5 separate regions of the Homo sapiens genome follow, and all the other regions are linked to region 1. The links are chromatin contacts, found by Hi-C or POLR2A ChIA-PET in ENCODE. All regions are on one chromosome and are shown on one strand. Each heading gives the region's core, a stretch centred on a gene start or an enhancer-like site at or near the end of the contact. The rest is flanking DNA. Distances are from core to core; before and after follow the strand shown. Region 1 holds the start of LINC00578 (long intergenic non-protein coding RNA 578). Region 2 has its middle 40 kb from the start of LINC02015. Region 3 has its middle 89 kb from the start of LINC02015. Region 4 overlaps TBL1XR1 (TBL1X/Y related 1). Region 5 overlaps TBL1XR1 (TBL1X/Y related 1).

The links. A loop is a pair of places that touch in the nucleus more often than their neighbours do. ChIA-PET counts read pairs that join two places held with the same protein, here RNA polymerase II (POLR2A). Pooled maps may share reads with other maps.
Region 2: a loop to region 1 is called in a map of A673, with 2.2 times the contacts of the local background. The contact joins the enhancer-like site here to the promoter of LINC00578 in region 1. A Hi-C loop is called at or near these places in 3 of 168 maps with a recorded cell type or tissue (A673, PC-9 and mammary epithelial cell), 3 of 37 single-sample maps with no recorded cell type and 7 of 50 pooled maps. POLR2A ChIA-PET finds 5 or more read pairs at or near these places in 4 of 52 experiments (BJ, MCF 10A, Panc1 and 1 more).
Region 3: a loop to region 1 is called in a map of PC-9, with 5 times the contacts of the local background. The contact joins the enhancer-like site here to the promoter of LINC00578 in region 1. A Hi-C loop is called at or near these places in 2 of 168 maps with a recorded cell type or tissue (PC-9 and endothelial cell of umbilical vein).
Region 4: a pooled map shows a loop between it and region 1 (5-fold over the local background). The contact joins the enhancer-like site here to the promoter of LINC00578 in region 1. A Hi-C loop is called at or near these places in 1 of 168 maps with a recorded cell type or tissue (mammary epithelial cell), 3 of 37 single-sample maps with no recorded cell type and 3 of 50 pooled maps. POLR2A ChIA-PET finds 5 or more read pairs at or near these places in 1 of 52 experiments (BJ).
Region 5: a loop to region 1 is called in a map of B cell, with 2.5 times the contacts of the local background. The contact joins the enhancer-like site here to the promoter of LINC00578 in region 1. A Hi-C loop is called at or near these places in 7 of 168 maps with a recorded cell type or tissue (A673, B cell, PC-9 and 4 more), 23 of 37 single-sample maps with no recorded cell type and 15 of 50 pooled maps. POLR2A ChIA-PET finds 5 or more read pairs at or near these places in 4 of 52 experiments (CD4-positive, alpha-beta memory T cell, MCF 10A, activated CD4-positive, alpha-beta T cell and 1 more).

The regions. Positions count from the first base shown.
Region 1 is chr3:177,440,551-177,443,250 of GRCh38, reverse strand. It overlaps LINC00578 (long intergenic non-protein coding RNA 578), which reads right to left and starts at 1,330. Exons shown (of 4, transcript NR_047568.1): 1 at 1,141-1,330. RefSeq lists an enhancer at 1,303-1,432.
Region 2 is chr3:177,775,350-177,778,049 of GRCh38, reverse strand. No RefSeq gene overlaps it. Among named protein-coding and RNA genes, the nearest start is that of LINC02015, 40 kb to the left of the region's middle. Within about 2 kb of position 1,354, at least 6 of the 41 ENCODE cell types and tissues checked have a DNase peak (open chromatin) inside an H3K27ac peak, as active enhancers do; they include PC-9 and mammary epithelial cell, where a contact is called at or near this core.
Region 3 is chr3:177,904,806-177,907,505 of GRCh38, reverse strand. No RefSeq gene overlaps it. Among named protein-coding and RNA genes, the nearest start is that of LINC02015, 89 kb to the right of the region's middle. Within about 2 kb of position 1,250, at least 8 of the 41 ENCODE cell types and tissues checked have a DNase peak (open chromatin) inside an H3K27ac peak, as active enhancers do; they include PC-9, where a contact is called at or near this core.
Region 4 is chr3:177,108,520-177,111,219 of GRCh38, reverse strand. All of the region lies in intron 1 of TBL1XR1 (TBL1X/Y related 1), which reads left to right. Among named protein-coding and RNA genes, the nearest start is that of TBL1XR1-AS1, 72 kb to the right of the region's middle. Within about 2 kb of position 1,304, at least 3 of the 41 ENCODE cell types and tissues checked have a DNase peak (open chromatin) inside an H3K27ac peak, as active enhancers do.
Region 5 is chr3:177,056,458-177,059,157 of GRCh38, reverse strand. All of the region lies in intron 3 of TBL1XR1 (TBL1X/Y related 1), which reads left to right. Among named protein-coding and RNA genes, the nearest start is that of TBL1XR1-AS1, 20 kb to the right of the region's middle. RefSeq lists enhancers at 995-1,064, 1,105-1,164. Within about 2 kb of position 1,322, at least 4 of the 41 ENCODE cell types and tissues checked have a DNase peak (open chromatin) inside an H3K27ac peak, as active enhancers do; they include A673 and B cell, where a contact is called at or near this core.

The DNA.
Region 1 (2,700 bases), core at 81-2,580:
TGGATCACGAGGTCAGGAGATCGAGACCATCCTGGCTAACACAGTGAAACCCTGTCTCCACTAAAAATACAAAAACAAAATTAGCTGGGTGTGGTGGTGGGCGCCTGTAGTCCCAGCTACACGGGAGGCTGAGGCAGGAGAATGGCCTGAATCCGGGAGGCGGAGCTTGCAGTGAGCCAAGATCTCACCACGGCACTACAGCCTGGGTGAAAGAGTGAGACTCCATCTCAAAAAGAAAAAAACTTTTCAGTTGTGTGTGTCTGTATGAATATTTGTTTGTGTTGGTGGGTGGATGTGTGTGCATTTTGCAATATAAAATATATTTCTTTTGTTCTCATGTGGACTCGAAGGTCTCTAAGGTCTCTTTTAACTAGAAAAATTTAATAAATCTCCAAACTCTGTAGAACTGGGATTCAAAATGGCAGTAGTTGCCAATGTTCTGGTTTTATGGGGTTGGTCCATATTTTTTTTCCCAATAGAAAATAAATTAGGATTTTCCTTCATCAGTAAATAAAAATGTTAAAAGAATAAAACTAGAATCTACACTCAATCACCCAGGAAGATGAGAGGTCTGCTGGGACTGAGATTACAGAGAGAAATGAACACAGAGATCAGAGCTTGAAGCCAGCTGTGGAGCCCAGGGCCAGTGGCCCGCTTCTGCACACAGCATCCATCCATGGGAACTGAGTCAACTCATAAGGATCTAAAGAGAGCGGGGACATTGCCGGGGAGGAGGAGATGGGGGTTCCTCTCCCAGCATACACACACGCATGGCTCCCACACTCACATAAATGCACATCGAGAAGCCAGAAGATGTTGCAAGATGTGTCTGTGCGTCTCTCAAGCTTCTACAGGCTAATGAAAGCATGTTAGAGACAGAGAACAGGCCTGAGTTTCAAGCCTTCTGAAGTCTGTTTTTCACTCTGTCTCTCTTTGGCACAGAATAAGTCATTTCATTCTCCCCTCTATCCAGACAGTGAGTTAATTTACACTGACAACTATAACCAAGTTGATGAACACACCAAACATTGGTCAGTGCAGATTCTCCCTATTTGAAAACTGAAATAGGAAACTTTTATAGTTAGAAAGTGCTTTGCAAACATAAACTCAGAAAAAGAGGAACTAATCGGAGGATCTTACCTTTCGGTTCTCTAAGCGGTCACAGCCTAATGCTGCCAAATGGCTCCAGATGCTCATGTTGAGGTCCAGGCTCTCTCTCCATCTTCAGTCTCCTCCACTCACCAGGCTCCTATTAACACATTTTCTGCTCTTCAGATAGTGAAATGTGGACAGCTAGGTTTAAGCCACCAGATTCCATCGTGCTACACCGAGACCACAGCCAATCCACTTTGGCCTTCCTCACAAGTCTCCAAATCATGACCATATATGTATAAAACGCCCAGTCTCTTCCTTTGCTGCTAAAGATTGTTAGTCTCCATCATTAAGGAACTTTCTATCTCAGCCTCCAGAGGGGTACCATCACACATAGTTCTGAGGATACCTCACCATGTATGAACACAAAGCCAAGAAGGGGATCTCATCTTCTTTTTATCCTAATTGGTCTTGTGCCATAGGTTGGTACTAAGGCAACTATTTGCTTTTAGTTTAGTTGTTATTCTAGGTTATTTTCCATATAAATAATATATTAATCATTTGAACATGTGCCCTAGGAGAGTTTTGCAACTGGAACAATTCTTGAATCAAAGAAATAAATACTATAAACAAAGCATAGTTTTTCAAGTAGCTTTCCAAGGCTTGTTGCAATTAATCACAGGCTTAAGAATGCTACTCCATTATCATTCTATCAAATGCAAGCCACATGGGCTTTGTGGCCATCATCTCAAATAAATACATCTCACTCTCCTTTGTAAGTCTTCAGTATAGACAAAGGCCTCTGCTTCAGGAATTTTGATTAGCAATATGTTAATCATAATTTCCAAATAAAAAGTCTAGACACCGTTTCAAGATTAAATTTGGTCTGGTCTGATTTTGTGAATTCTTATAAAATGTCTTATCCAATCAAATTTTAGCAATCATTCTGCATTTTGATGTTAAAATAAAATTAAATTAAAATTTTAACGAAAATAATTCTGACCCTCTGAAACAATTTCAAACTTATTTTAAATTCCCCAAGTGCATTCAGTAGCAAGTAGAAATAGTCACCGTTTAGCCACCCCATTACAGTCCATCACCTCAGCATTGCCCCTAATGTGGCAAGATTTTAAAAGTATAATATTCTTCACCTTTACAGCTAAAACAACAGCACATTCACACACATCATTGTATCGAATGTGGGCTAGCATGCACACATGTGTCCCCATTAATGTATCAATTCTTCAGCCTGTGACTCATTTTTTGGTGACACATGTTTTTATTGTATTATTGACCTGAGTCATTCAGTTACTATATATCAAATACTGGACTTCTCTGTTAATTCACTGATTTGTGGAAACAATGGATCAGAATATTTGAAGCTGAGGCTGTCTCAGAAAAAGAGACATATGGTCCACGAAAGAAGCAGGCATGCCTCTGCAGGAGTGAAGGCACAACAGAAGGCATGCCCCGGGCACCAGGTCCCGAGCATCAGGGAAGGCCCAGCGCAGCTGTCAATTAAAGGAGGGAGATTCCAGTGATCCTCGCCACCATCATTACATTTGTTGAGTTCTTCTGCATGCAAGTATCATGCCAAGTATTTTCTGT
Region 2 (2,700 bases), core at 105-2,604, 330 kb before region 1:
TCTTTCAGGTTAGAATGTAAGAATGGTGGTAGCAAAGGAAGATGGAGTCCCCTATATCTTTAGGTGCTAGAATGTGGGGGAAGATGCAGTCCCCAGAGATGGACACAAGGTGGCTCAGTGAACCTGTTCCCTGGTGCTCCACATCTCCCTAGAAGGAAAAAGATAACTATGTTCAGCAGCAGGCAGTCATTGGACATTATGGCAGCTGCCCAGCCAATCCTTGCAAGCTCAGCAAGACAACCTAGAGTGAATGCAACCAACCGGCCTAAAGGGTGATGACCCTAGTCCCATGGACCATACCTGGGTGCAACACAAGCCTTCAGGGGAGTCACATTGACTGGTACACATTGGTTTGAGCTTTTCTTTATGGCAGTTGTGTTGAGGCAGGAGTATGTCATGACTTTGGAACAAGAGACCTGAGCTCTAGTCCTAGCTCTGCTGATAAATATGTGGTCTTGCATCACGGTATCATATACAAGATATGACCTCTCTGAGCATCAGATACTTTATTTATAAAATGAAAAGAGTGCAAGATTGTTACATGAATTTGATATAATAAATGTAAAGCCCATGCATATAGTTAAGTCTTAGATAAATGTAGACTTTGTTAAGAACAATATAAAAGGTCATAATATGTAATATATGCTAAATCCTTAGATATGTCCCCAAGTAAAATAGTCTAGACTGCTTTATAGAAGGCCTTAGAGTCTGATATCAGGAGAGAACTGAACTGGACCAAATACACAACCATTCTTTTTAGATGATTTCTTGGTGTGGATTGGCAACAGCTAACAAGACTGTTTCCTATGTCCATTAGCCAGAATTTTATAGCAATGTAATGGTTTGGATTCCTGTTTTTTGAGATTGAAGTTTTAGCTGCTTTTGTAACTGAAAACATACCCACTCTTGGTCCACTGTTATGCTAAGAACACCTGAAATATTGTATTTTCTTTGGAACTTAAGTTGCCAGATACGGTGCGGTCAAGGGCTGAAACTAAATACAAGCAGCCCCTTGCTGAAATATGCTCTGAGTGGGTCTGCTGCTGTCACAAGCAGCGTTTCTCCCTCAAAGAGTTGGCATTCCTCCAGTTTTCCCTGCCCGTGATCACACATCCACAAACCAGCCAGCATGGCTAGTTCCTCCTACCATTTCATGATTGCTGACAGGTAGAATGTGGCTTTTGTTCTTTTCCTACTCGGGAACTCAAATACCAGAGCTGCTGACAGATGATGTTGTGGCAGATTCATTTTGGAACACCACATTTCTTAGCAATGTGTCACAGGAGGAGAATGTCTCAAGCCTACAGCCTCAAAACCCCTCTGCTCTGGAAGTACCATTGCCCCAACCCAGATACCTTCTCAGGTGACACAGGGCGAGTACATGCCTCACCTTGCTGTAAGGAGATGGGAATGGAAGAAACTATGAATGGTAGAGTGCAAGTCCCTCCTAAAAGCATTGACATTGGGTTATTTTTTAAACATTGTACCGGCCAAAACAAGTGAGTCAACGTATTTGTGACTCCTACCCGATGCTTGCCCTTTGCAGAGCTTGACATAAGGAAGACATGTTAGGGAAGCCAAAGATAAATCCAACTCTTGGCTCTGCTATCAGCAGGCTCTGAGACCTACAGCAGTCACTCGACATCTCTGGGCCCAGTTTCTTCTTTAGTAAGATGAGGACAGGAAGCCTCAGGTGGACATGCAGGTCCTCTACCATCTTGTGAGTCTCGGACTCCAGATTGGTGGCAACCTACCTTTCTAGTCTAAGCTCCTGTCTGCTGGCCAACAGAGGTTTAGGGAGACCAGAAGCTAATACAATTTATGATGCCCTCTGTATGAAAAATTATAAAAAGTAAGTCAATAGTGAATATTTATTCAGAATGAGAAAAGAAAAATGCAAAAATATCAGCTTTAAAAAGCCAACAAATACCAGAAATATCACAAAACCCAGAAACAAATAACAGATTTGTATGAATTGGTATCGATAACATAAGATTTGTACTGATGTTCTAACAAGTCTCCCTAAATGCCTGTATTCTACATTTTTGGCTGCAGAGTCTGTTTCTTTTTATGACAAAATTCTGTAATATCCTTTCCTACAGAGAAACTAGAAAGATCATTCCATTTTTCCTGTAACATGGTTAATCAAAATTTGTTTATTATTAATGATAATTGAGAGAATTTCTTTCAGCTTCACAACCTATTATTGACAATATCATGTACATGTTTAGTATTACCAAATTGGGGAAGCTCCTCTACCAAGTGTCTTTCATATATGAGCTGTAAGATTGCAGCCATTCATGTTTCCCTGAGCAGAGACTAATCTGAAATACTCTTGAAATTGATGATACTCATTAATTAGGGCCTTGGGAAGGCATCTACTTTTACCACCTCACACTAGGTACCCCGCAGCCCCACCTTCATGCACACTGAACGTCTCACCTGTTCCTAACACACGACAACCTTCTACAGCTCTGTGGCTTTGCAGATGCTGATCCCTCACTGAATTGCCTTTCCTTTCTCCTCCCCCATACCCTTTCTCCAGGGTTCAAGCAGATTCAGTCACCATTCCTCTGCACTGTCCCTGCCTGGTACTCATAAGACTAGTAGAGAACCCTTCCTTTAGTGTTGTAATTCTGTTTGTCTACCTTCCCCACTAGACTTAGATTCCCTTAATTAAGGGAAGGCAATGATTCTCTC
Region 3 (2,700 bases), core at 1-2,500, 460 kb before region 1:
AGTACTTTAGACTCAGTAATTTATAAACAACAGAGATTTATTTCTTAGAGGTCTGGAGGCTGGGAAGTCCAACATCAAAGCACCAGTAGATTTGGTGTCTGGTAATTGGCTTAATAGATGGTGACTTGTTGCTGCATCCTTACATGGCAAAAAAGAGCCAGAGAGCTCACTCAAGCCTCTTTTATAAGGTCACTATTCTCATTCATAAGGGTCAAGCCCTCACCTTATGACTTAATCACTTCCTAAAGGCCATACCTCTTAATACTATCACATTGGGTATTAGGCCTCAACATATAAATTCGTGGGGTACACCAATTTAGAACATAGTGCTGCACCTCAACGCAATTTAATGGACTATCATCTGGTCATACCTTCTCTCTGTGAAGATTTTTAGACCCTACTGGCTTACCTCCGTTAGTGATGCTCTCTGACAGTCTTCAGCTTGGCAATGTGCCTTAGTATAGGCACTGCATCCATGTTGCAACACAGTTCTCCATAGGGTTCTATATCATGAGTTATGGCAGGTATGTTAAGCAAGCTAGCATGAGCTTTTAAGACTCTGAAACACACACTGAAAATCCACACACATCATCCAGCATATGGAAAGCAAACCTAGGAGAAAATATGGAATTTGGAAAAAGGCATAAGAGAATGACATTAGCAAAATAAATAAAACAATAACGATTTGGGCAACAGCCAAAAACACAAGTAAAAAATGAGAGGTATTTTGACTCCCTAATATATTAAAATGTGTCATTCACATACTCACACTGCATGCATGATTTAGCTTTCTTTTTTCTCAGCCTCAGCAACAGCTAGGAATACTTTGTTGACAGTTTTTACCTCATAAATTTGGTTCCCTGATCTAATTTTTCATTACGAGAAAAAAGAAAGGAAAAAAACTTAAAGATCTTTCCTCAAATGAGATTCTCTTTCCCTCTGGGTTTTTATTGATTTGTAATTGCACTGATATTTCACATTTCTATTTAAAAACACCGTGTTCTAATGCTCAGTCTGGCAGAGGCTTCCTTTTGCATTTGACAGGACGCCCACCAAATCATTCTATTATGGAGACAGCTCAGGGTTCTGGGAAAATCAATAGGAGTTTAGCTCCTGGGAGGCAGAGAGATGGAGAAATGTGAGCAGTGGCTACTAGCAACCACTGGGCTAGGAATGTCTCTAAAGGCTAAAGTCAGGCCACAGGCCTGCAAAGTGTGGAATTTTAGCAGTTATGTAACTACATTTTTAGGTTAATGATTCAGTCTCTGTGTTTTGGCTCTGTTTCCTTGAGGGTAGCTGCTCCTGAGGGAGAAGCATTGTCGTTTCACTGAGAATTGCCACTTCACTGACCATCGTTTTTGTGTGAAAAAGAAAGGCCTTTTAGAAAAAGCAGATTTGTTTAAGTTTCTAAATAGCAAATCCTTGGCCCCTATAATTCACATTGCTTTGCCATCAATTTTAGACAGTGTTCAATTACACATTGAGGCAAAGACAGGTCTTCTCTTTAGCTATGTCCTGTTAAAAGCCTGCCTCCCTACTACTTGTGGTAGGTATCCATTCTAATGATTCTGCTAGCTGTTTTTCCCCCATCTGTGCCTGAAAAATCAAATCGTCTGCTCAAAAGTCAATGAAATGTCTTAAGCTGCTAGGGCAGCTAAATAAATCTGCTAACAACAATAACCTTACTGAGGAGGAATGTAAAAAAAAAAAAATTACTTTGTATTCCTCAGAAGGCATTCTGGTAAACAGTCACACCATACTAAAGCCCAGCTCTAAAATGCAACCTATCGCGGTGCTGGACAGATTATATTTTGTGAGCAGGGCTGATGGTTCACATGTAAACCTATGGCATTCATTCTGCTAACACCCCACCCACAACAGCTGAGAGTGAGCTTCTGCAATGAACTGCTTCAGAGTGGTTGGGGCTATTATCTAACGAGTTTGTATTCAGGCAAGGACCTGAGTCTTACTTGAAAAATGTTTAAGATTAAGGCTTTCAAGCAGCAAACCTTACCATCAAGGAGAAAGAATAACCTCCTATGGGAGATAGCCAAACTTAAAACAAAATTGACCAAGCAGAAAGTTATAAATAATATTATTTTAACAGGGTTTTGAGGTGCAGCCAAACATTTTGGAATGTTCTCAGTCCAAACAAAACCAGCATACTTCTCATTTTTTCCAACCTCATGACTGAGGCAGGAGGTAAATGGAAAGGAAAAAAGCCTACAGTTGCAAAATGTAAATTTAAAAGAAAAATCAATCTGGACAGTCATATAAACCAGGTGGCAGGCAAAAATTGGACTCATTTATGAAGAAATGCAAGGCATCCTGTAACAGGCAACAATTAAGGAACAGTAAAAAGACCAAAGAACTTGGAAACCAAAACAGGTTCAAATCTTAAGTCCACCACTCACAAAAATGTGGGTGTCTGGATAAACTTCTTAGCTTCTCTGAGACTCATGGTTCCTCACCTGGAAAATGGAGGGAATAGCACTGATCTCACAAAGTTCTTGCATTTAAAGAGATTAAAAATGGAAGCACCTAGCACAGCACTCCAGCACATACAAGAATGTTAAATCTCCACTGCCTCATCCTACTGTTTCCCCAGTCCCTCCACCCCACCTCCCACTCCAGCAAACCAGAAGAACTAAAGATTTGCCTTGGATTAAAATGTTTTAAGCAGTTTGGGTTTTGTTGGTT
Region 4 (2,700 bases), core at 55-2,554, 330 kb after region 1:
TTTTGTATCGTTTGTGGATTCTTTGCCCTTTGCATACCTACCTGAATAATGATATGGTGATGGTGATGATAGTAGGGAGAGGTGCAAAGACAATAGCTCCTGGATTGCATGTCCTCCTGTTGTGTGCCTGGCGTGATACTGCCCTGCTAGCCTGTCCTGTCCTGTAGCTTTCTCTGTAAACACATGCCAGGTGTGGCCTACTTAGGTTTTGTGAATTTGTCTAGTTGAGTCTGAGTTGTTAGAGCAGTTCCTTTCAACTGTTGATTTGCTTGACGTGAGATCAAGGGGGTGAAAATCATACACAACACATTTTTTTCCTCTTTGTTTGAAAGATATTTTCCTCTTCTGGACCCTATCTAGAAGAAGTATTCCTTAGACAATTTCCGGCTTCTTTTCTCTCATGAAGAGGAGGTAAGATTTTTGTTCTCACACTTATCTGCTTCCCAAAATATCCCCCCCGTTCTCATTAAGTTCTGACCACTCCTTCCTCTCATCTCATTTAATTCTTATTCATATCTAGAATTGTGTTTTAGGTACAATAGTAGGCATAAGTCACAGACATACTGTCATTTATTCCTGTGCATTTACAATAGAAGGTATTGAAAAAATTCAGCTTAGTGTCTTCATAGTTCTAGCTTTATGCATTTTCACAGACATTTATCCTTTGCCTCCTCTTTGTCTTCTGCTGAAGAATAGTGAACACAGTAGGGAAAAAAAAACCACAAAACCAAGACCAGGTGTTCTTAAGCAAAGAAGTTCTGGTTTGTGTTTTGTTATTTTTCCCTAGTCAGGTATTTTAAATTCGTAATGGTGGGTGTATAGCCCTAGATACATTGTAAGCTTTGCTGGATATTTACAAATTGTTGCCTAAACTGTAGAAGGGCTTAAGTCATTAGACATTCTATTTTAGTGACATTTTTCTGTTTTTCTGTATCATGTGTCTTGGAAAAACTTTGAAGTTCTTTGATGTTAATTTTGTAAGAATGTGTGTCTGAAAATATTTTGACTGAATAGACTCTGGGTTACAGTTAAGAATTTCTTTGATTTGGCACATCTTCTCTTTAGCATTTCATAGCTTTTATCATGGCCTGCATATACAACATGTCAATTATAATGCCTGATAGGTCTCCTAGGAGTTGTAGCTTCACAATATATAGGAGGCATCAGGCACAAATCGATACTGCAGAGAAAAAATTAGAGTAACTAAAACATAAATGACGTATTTTGTGAATAAGGAAGTGTTCTAGGTATGCCTTCCAGTAGTAAGCGGACAACACCAAGATATAAGGCACGTCTTCATACATCATTGTCTGTACACAGAACATCGAGCATACAGGAAGCTTCCTGAGTATCTTGCTGTCTCTCAATTGAAATACAAACCAACTCTGGCTCTGACCATCCTACTTTAATATTGCAACCCAGGGGTTCCTCTTTCACCTCTCTTCCCCCCAACTTCTGAATCCCTTTACCCTGCTTGGACTTTTTCTTTTTTCATAGCATTTATGATTGTAACATTACTTATTAATCAAAATTCTGCTGGAATTTAAACTGTGAGAGAGCAGGGATCTGTGTTTTATTTACTGATGTATTTTAGTAAGTTTTGTCCCCAGTGGGTGAATTAATAGTAACTCGATGTAAAGGGCTAACTTTTAATGTTAACAATCTCTAGTAGAAAGGTTAATTACAATTTGTTTTTTCTTCCTTCTTCCTTTCTTTCCCCACCTCTTCTTTCTTCCCATAGTTCTGTTGTCTACTGCAGGACAAATCTTACAATCATCCCAAAATACAAAAACAAAACAACCTTCTGTTTAGTCTTGGAGGTAAACATAGGCTTTAAATTACATTTCTTCCTATTCTCTTAAAGGGGACTTGCTTGATAGTTTGTATTTTCTTGAGTAACTAATGCATTTCTAATGGAGAGAGTTCATTTAGTGTGCAGGTTCTTTGTTTCTGATTGAATGTTTGGTTGCTTTCATATTCAGTTTATGTTCAATTAAAAAATTGGGAAAAGGTATGAAATTGACAATTTTAAATGTAATTTTGTTTATATATTAACTTGTTTTTAAAAATTAATTACAAATATACAATTTACTTGTTTTTTCCCCATATTTATCTGTGAATTAGATTATGATTTAGGATTGTTAGAAAATGTGAAAAGAAAACATGTTTGACAATAACATTTTCATCTCTATTATAGAAGTGATTTTTGGTATCCAGATATCCTTATCCCATCAAAAAGCTAAAATGCAAGCTCATTTTCTGTTAATTTTTAAGATGGGCATAACATTTCTTCTCATCGCTGCTTGGTGAACATTAGCTAGTATTGCCACAACTTATGGCCAGTGTTTTCTGTTTCTTCCTTCCTTCTATTTGCTCTGGCAAAGAGGACGCATTTCCAGGACCAGTCTCAGCTAGCCCAGTGTCTTTATTGTCTGTTTCTTTGTTGTTTGCATTAATAAAAATACCATTAGTATTTTTTAAACTCATGGAAATTCATAATTCAAACAATTTTTTTGCTTAGGGAGTTGATTCTTTTTGTTCTTTTAATACTATACTATTTTTAACCTTTTTGCTCCCTTTTAAACTATACATGCAGTTATAATTAACTGATATTAGTATTACTTCTGTGCGAAAATGCCTTTAGGCATTCAATAGGATTATAAATCCTAGTTTATTTTCTTTACAATAAGCCAAACACTA
Region 5 (2,700 bases), core at 73-2,572, 380 kb after region 1:
AGAACTGCAGTGAAGAGAGCTCAGCGTCTGGTATGTCCGCCTTCAGTCTGCCTTTTAGTTTTTATCAGTAGATGACCAGCTACAGAAGTGCAAGTAGGTATATAGTTTTGTTTTATAATCAAATGAAATACAGAATAACCTTGATTTTACACACATGGTTGTATCCATGACTAATTGACAATAAACAGCAAGCAGTTGTCATAAATGCTGATAATTACAATTCTTTTTTTTTCCCAAATAAGTTTTTCTCCTCTTTTTGTAAGCTGAATTACCATTTTTTGCTGACACAGGAAATTCGTATTACACATTCCTGCTAGCACACTTATCAAAGGGACAATGGTCCTTTAATAGTTGCCAAACAGAGAATTTGTTCAATGTTTTTTAGGACTAGCCAGCATAGCGAGAGTATAAGGAAACATGGAAATTGCTTTTGGCATTATTAATAATCTTTTTGGAAAGCAATTTGGCAATGATGAAAACCTTCTTTAAAATGCTTATATCCCCTTCAGCTTTTGAGGGAATCCATCCTAAGGAGAAAAAAACAACACACATTGTACATGGCAAAAGCCTATACATATAGATATTTGAGGTAATATTCTTTTAAAATAGTGATCATTGGAAAAGTTCGAAGGTCCAGCTATGGCGTGAATAATTTACTGGCTGAATATTATGATGCTATTAAAATTATTTCAGAAAGTATTATTTATATAAAATGTTCATAGTTACATGTATTTTTAAGGGCAAAATTAGGGCACGAAATTTTATAGCTAGTGTATCAGTACTAGATCTAGCTCTTCAATAACAAAGATCCCCTGTGTCATTTTTTCCCCATCCTATTTACCTTTTCTAAAATCTGGATCTGTAGGGCAGAGTTGGAGTCAAGAAAGCATTTGATGATGAGAACATGAGTATAATTTGCTGAGCTTTTCTGACTTGAAGCTTATATAGGACCTTGGATCAATCAGATTTTCGTTTCAGACTAGGGCAGTATGTTGTGGTCATATTTAAGCTTTGCCTTTTTTACCAGTTTGTCTCATCTAGTCATCCTGTACCATAATCATGGTGTTCAGAGTCCATTTTCTTATTCTTGTATTGCCTATTTGCAAGGTAGAGTTGGCAGGCTCTGTATGACTAACTCCCCTTTGAGAACACAGTCCCTAACATCCTTACAGAAAGCACTTCCTGAAACAAGCGATCTATAGAAAATGGCTGTTTTGTGATCTTCATGCGTGCCACCCCACTCCCTGCCAGCTGTCGTTGCTCGTCTCTGTCACTGAATGACTATATACTTCATGTGTTTCAGTCTTATTTCTTTCTGGAGTCTCTCTTCTCCCTGAGTCTCAATACCCTAGTCAGTGTTTAGAGTACTTGATTACAGAGGTACTATCAGATTTGCTCTTACACTTGGAAAGAAGGGATGCTATTTTAGATGGTCATGCCGGATTTTAACATCTAACAGATTTAGGTGGTCTCTTTTGCCTCCTATTATATAAATCAAAAGCTGTCCCTGGAAAAAGCCTTTTTCTGCATATATATATTTACAGATAAATGGAAATAGCTTCTGGCACAAAACTAGTTCAAGTTTTAGATTTTTCCAAGGAAGACTTAAGTCATATGCTTTTTCTGGAGTCACAGATTTTTTTGATGTGCCAAAATACATTATAGTATAATTGCATTCTAATTTAAAAAATGTTTATTGAGTACTTGTTGACTCAGGTAATGTGCTAGTTTCCCAGAATTAAAGGATTACTAGACTTAAACCCTTTTGTCAGGATCCCAGTCTAGTAGTCACACACAGGCAAACAACCATAGCCACACAGTTGATAACCAGTGTGGTAAGTGCCACACATACAGAAATTCTAGGATCAGCGTAGGAGAGACTGGTTAGCCCTGGTGTAGTGAAAGAGGATTTCACCTCCATTCAGATAGGAGAAAGAGCAAAGGAGGACATAAGGCTCAGAGGCATGATGTATAACACAGCATATTCAAGATGTTAGATGTAATTTGCCACCACTTGAATTTATTGTGTAATGGGAGTGAGACGGGGTGTGTAGTATTGAGATGAGACTGGAGAGACAGAAGAGCCAGATTACAGAAACAACTGTGTGCCATAATTAGGCGTTTGACCTTTGTTATGAAGGCCAAGGGGATCATTGAAAATTCTCAAGCAAGAAGTGATATGTTCAGTTTTTTGTTTTACAAGTAATAGTCTAGCTGTAGCTTGGCATATATACTGAATTGAGGAGGAGGGGAAAGAAATGTGTATAGCAAAGGGTAATGGGGACTAAACGCAGATCTGGCAGAAAAGGTAAGGTGATGAGCATCTACAGATGGTAGAGTGGTAGGATTTGGAGTAGGATGGTAGGATTTGGTAAATTGTCAAATGCCAAGGGACCGAGAGAGAAGAGGGAGTTAGGATGACTATGACTTTCAGGTGTAGTGAAATGAGATCAGAAGTTTCTAAGGAAAAGTAGTTTTAGGGAGGGGAAGAAGAAAATTGATTTTGAACATAGTAATTTTAAACTGCTATGTAATGCCATGGCTAGAAATAAAGAAAATATTCTAGTTGAATTCAACATTTAAGCAGAGCATTTAAGTTTGGAACTTCTCTAGGGTAAACATTAGTGAGAAGTGCCAAAACAATGCTAATGACTACTTCAGGGATGTTTCATTGCTATTTGAGAGCATCCTAAGTACATC